2 separate regions of the Homo sapiens genome follow, and region 1 is linked to region 2. Evidence: read pairs that join two places in POLR2A ChIA-PET (ENCODE). Cell type or tissue: CD4-positive, alpha-beta T cell. All regions are shown on one strand. Region 1 has its middle 11 kb from the start of DOCK9-DT. Region 2 has its middle 33 kb from the start of DOCK9.

Region 1 (2,500 bases), 65 kb after region 2:
TTTACTAGAGAGAAAAGAAAAACAGCTCGGAGCAGTCTGAGCTATGTGAACTATGCAGGCCCAGAGAAGAGACATGAATATGAGACTTCGGGTCGCCCCACTCCGTGCCCAGCGGCAACTGTTTAAAGTCATTTGGTTCCTGACTAGCTGCCTCCCCCATTATCTTCATGTTCCCAGAATGTGTGATACAAAGAACAACAGATGAGCCAATCAATAGCCCATGTTGTTTTCATGTGAATTCTTGGTAAACAACTCAGAAACTGCCTCTTCTTTTCCTTTAAAAATCCACTTGTAACTCCTGTTAATCAGAGTGTATATTCAGGGCAATTTGAACCTTTGCTCCTGAGTTGCAGCAAGCTTGGCCCAAATAAACTCTCTACTTACGTTAAATTTTGCCTCCTCTTCTTCTTTTTGGGTCAGCACTGGAAAGAGGAACTGCTCACATAGGGATGATTGGTGTCACACGGTGTTTTAAGTGGATATTCACAACACAACACTCACCACAAAAGCTACAGGAGGTGGCTATGAAATCATTACAGTAGTACAATATGTACTGTAGTTAATTTTATGTAGTTATGATTTAATGTTGCATCTTTACATTTGTTTCTCTGGACTGTAAATGGCACCATGTATGGTCTGTGTTTGTGTGGGTAAGTTTTGATAAATTTTAACTTTTTATAATAGATTTGTGTATCATTTACAGTAGTAAATGATAAAATAGACTAGTATCTACACATTATTTTATATATTAATGACATACCTTTTTCTTAATTTCTTCAACGGCTATGCAGTTCATCTGTGAGTTTTTTCAAATTGTTGCACATCTCCAAAAATGTTTACAATACACTTATTTTTTTAATCTGCATATAAGTGGACCTGTGGAGTTCAAACCCATGTTGTTCAAAGGTCAGCTGTAGTACTTTTTTTTTTTTTTTTTTTGAGACAGTCTCACTTTCACCCAGGCTAGAGTGCAGTGGCTCAATCAGAGCTCACTGCAGCCATGACTTCCTGGACTTAAGCAATCCTGCCATCTCAGCCTCCTGAGTAGCTAGGGACTACAGGTGTGTGCCACCAAGCCCAGCTAATTTTTTCTTTCCTTTTTTTCTTTTTTTTAGAGATGGGTTCTCACTTTGTTGCCCAGGCTGGTCTGAAACTCCTGGGCTCAAGCATTGCCCCACCTCAGCCTCCCAAAGTGCTGTGATTACAGGTGTTAGCCACTGCACCCAGACAATGGCACTATTTATAACTTTTTTTTTTTTTTAACTTAGCATGGTAAACATCTTTCCTTAGAACATTTGCCTAACTGTATGACTGAACATCTACTTTGTTAAGACACAATGTTTAAAAAATAGACATGAATCTCAATTTGAATCTCAATCTATTTTAAGAGTTTTAAAATAAACTTCATGGGCTTAATGGAGACCCTGGGTAGTTCATGACCATCTGCTTTCAGATTCACTTTCAGATTAACATTCAATAGAGGGGGGAAGTCTCTACTACAGGCCCTGACCCAGCCTGTCTTCCAGTGTCATCACACCCAAGCGCTATCTTAATTATCTTTATCCCTGTCAACCTCAAAGAAAGAGAGGCAGGAAGATTCAAAGTTCTGATCAGACAGTAAGTCTCTTGCTACCAATTCACCAACAAAGAGTCAAGAAAGAAATAGAAAGTAAAAGTATAAAATAAGATAAATTCACTGATAAGGAGTCAAAAAAGAAACAGAAAATAAAGATGTAAAAGATATAATGTCACCATCCACGTGCTCCTTGCAAAACTCATTATTCAGTGAATGAAAAGCACTCCCAGTGATTTTTATTCCTTGTATTTTTGTTTTGTTTTGCTTTCTTCCAGATAAATGAGTTACTAAATATTTAACACAAGAGTTAGATCAGTGTCTTCTTTTACACATTGGAGCTCTATGGAATTGGTGAAAACAAATGGTCCTAACATAGAAAATTAATCTTATACATTTTGTACAAGATGTGTGGCTGCTTTAAAATCCTATGCAAAGATCCCCATACGGATTTACAGACAATCTGAACAGCTTTTCCTAAACTAAAACAAACACAGAACCAGCCTCAAAGTGATACACATTCTGATGTGCAAAAATATTGGCAAATTAGTCATATGTAGCAATGAGAAACTCATGATATGATAGAGCCTGTGCATTAGGAAAATTAATCTGGCAGCAGGAGGTAAACTGGGATGAAATAAATAGAAATGGGTGCAGGGAAGAGAAATTAGAGGTAATAGGAAATACGAAAAGGATAAAATGAAGATATAGAGTCAGATGTAGCATCTTCAGGGTTTGTTCATTCATCCAAAAAATATGACTGAGCCCCTGCTATGCACCAGGCCCTGCGAAAACCACGGTGAACCAACAGTCCAGGGAGGGAAAAAGACATTAAGCAAATGTACAAAAATAAATAAATAAATAAATTGTGATAAGTGGTCAAAGGAAAGGAACAGGCAGTGCATGCTTTAGTTTGGGTGGATAGGC
Region 2 (2,500 bases):
ACATGTTGAAGACAGTTAGGAAATCTTGTAATGACAGAGACATGAAAAACTTTAAGGTTTTAAGGCCATAAGGTAAAAAAAAAAAAAGAGAGAGAAATATTAATTTACAATGGGTAAAATTACAGCTGCATTATCCCAACATGTCACAAAAGAAACTGAAGACAAGTTTATTTTCTCCTCTTGTGACAAGCACTTTGCCTGTATTACTGCTCTTCATTAAGCAGCTGACAGGGTCCTAGCTGCTGTTAAAGTTCTAACCGAGCAAGTTCTTCCACTTCAGTTATAATTGGCAAAAACAGAACATGTTGAGAATAATCCATCAGCTCTTCAATTCTTCCACAGCTACTTGACGTGGAATATGATATTGGTAGCTATGAGTAAAATAGGTCAATCCTAGCCAGAAGGCTAGCCCCATCACAAACTTGCCTAGACAAGGAAAAATTGAATTGACAATGTGTTTTGTTTCAGCCCAAGCTTCCTTCTGAACCTCCACTGGAGATTCTAGGCTGAGCTATCCTTTCCTGTCCTCAGGCAGTACCTGCGTGTCCCATGTGTCAGCGTCCCCATCATTTTTGTACACTCAGCACACATAAGCAATCAAGACTGCTTCCTAAATGAGTTGAACTAACACAGTCAATTAATCCGAAAAGGGGAAATACTTTAGGAAAAATCTACACTCAGGAATAAGATCTTCCCAAATCAGTCTTGTCCCTCAACTGTGGTAGAATTACTAGTCAAAATGTAGGTGTCTATACTTGAAATTCAGCCTGTCCCCAACTACCAGAGAAGTACATCTCCTAATGTAGCGCCCACCATATGGCTGATTCACTGTTTAAATATAAATTCCAGTAGGAGCCTGAACAGCCCTAGCCTTACAAAGCTAAATCCTGCACTCAAGACATCTGTTTGTTACTTCAGAGCCATCCTTAGTGATGGTAAAAAGGCTTTTTCTTCACTATATGCTTCTCTGTTAACCTTTTTACCTTTCTGAGTCAGGGTCTCACTCAGTCGCCCAGGCCGGAGTGCAATGGTGCAATCTCGGCTTACTGCAACCTCCACCTCCCAGGTTCAAGTGACACTCCTGCCTCAGCCTCCTGAGTAGCTGGGATTACAGGCAGTGCCACCATGCCCGGCTAATTTTTATATTTTTAGTAGAGACAAGGTTTCACCGTGTTGGTCAAGCTGGTCTTGAACTCCTGACCTCAAGTGATCCACCCACTTCGGCCTCCCAAGGTGCTGGGACTACAGGCGTGTGCCACCATGCCTGGCCTTACCTTTTAATTTATATTGTAACTTATTTCAAAAGGATTTAAAGTTATTTACATATATACATAATAAAATTTAAAAGTATTTTAATAAGCAGATGATAAAAAGCAGACTGATAAAATGGCAGGTAATATAAAAAAATAAGCAAAGTTGAAGGGCAATATAAAAGTCATTTTGAAAAAGCCTAGAACCTGCTAGAATTTGGTCATATGTTTGGAAATAAGCTTTAACAGTTAACTGATGACTTGGCTGGGATCAGCTACATGAACCAGACTGTATATAAAATGAAAACAAAGTAGTTCCTCATGAAAAGCACAACCATTCATATTATGAAGAGAAGAAATTTATTCCAGGGCTCCTCATAAAAGGAACACCAAAAAACAGAAATGACAATGATTATAACAGCTAACAATTAACACTTATGTGCAAGACAATCACCTAGGAACTTTAGACATACTCACTCATTTAATAGCCCTATGAGGCAAGTACCATTATTATCTACAAATAGCAGATAAGGAAACTGAGGAACAGAGTGGTTAAGTAAATTACCCAAAGTCACACAACTATTAAGTTGTGAATTTAAGAGGATTCAAACCCCAAAGGCTGTCTCCAGTATCAGCATTCTTTTTTTGTTTATTTGTTTGTCTGAGACATGGTCTCCTTCTGTCAACAGAGCTTGAGTGCAGTGGTGCAATCACAGCTCACTGTGGCCTCAACCTCCAGGACTCAAGTGATCCTCCAGCCTCAGCATCCCAAGTAGCTGGGGCTACTTGGCATGCACCACCACGCCCAGCTAATCTTTGTATTTTTTGTACAGACGGGGTTTCACCATGTTGCTCAGGCTGGTCTCGAACTCCTGGCTGTCCACCCGCCTTAGCCTCCCAAAGTGCTGGGACTACAGGTGTGAGCCACAGCGCCCAGCCCAGAATCAGCACTCTTAACCACCATACTACAGTGCCTCTTGCCATTCCAATAGCAAGTAAGCAATGCCCTCAATAACATCCTTATAGTAGATTCCATTTTCTTAAGTATGTTTCTTATGACGTGCTTCAGTATAGGGCAAGAAAAAAATCACAAAGCTTAGATCAGAAACAGAAATTCCACTGAGGACAAACTAGGCAGACCAGGCATGTGGTTCTCTGACAGATGGATAGATATTTGGGACATCTAGGGTCTTCAGAAGAATGGGTGGCCTCGAGCCCTTTAGGCCATCCTTCATGAATGTTACATTCCC

Evidence for each region. Peaks named below come from ENCODE experiments on the same cell type or tissue, not always from the same donor. Only the 100,000 strongest peaks of a DNase experiment are listed, where the experiment ranks them.
Region 1: POLR2A ChIA-PET joins it to region 2 with 6 read pairs; 4 of 35 experiments call an interaction of 5 or more read pairs at or near these places.

Annotation. Positions count from the first base shown.
Region 1 is chr13:99,074,436-99,076,935 of GRCh38, forward strand. It overlaps a transcript of DOCK9 not described here. Among named protein-coding and RNA genes, the nearest start is that of DOCK9-DT, 11 kb to the right of the region's middle. RefSeq lists enhancers at 1,151-1,230, 1,321-1,380. In CD4-positive, alpha-beta T cell, no CTCF peak of the experiment used is centred here; a DNase peak (open chromatin) is centred at 1,536; H3K4me3 peaks cover 594 bases; H3K27ac peaks cover 1,400 bases.
Region 2 is chr13:99,009,927-99,012,426 of GRCh38, forward strand. It overlaps a transcript of DOCK9 not described here. Among named protein-coding and RNA genes, the nearest start is that of DOCK9, 33 kb to the left of the region's middle. In CD4-positive, alpha-beta T cell, no CTCF peak of the experiment used is centred here; no DNase peak of the experiment used is centred here.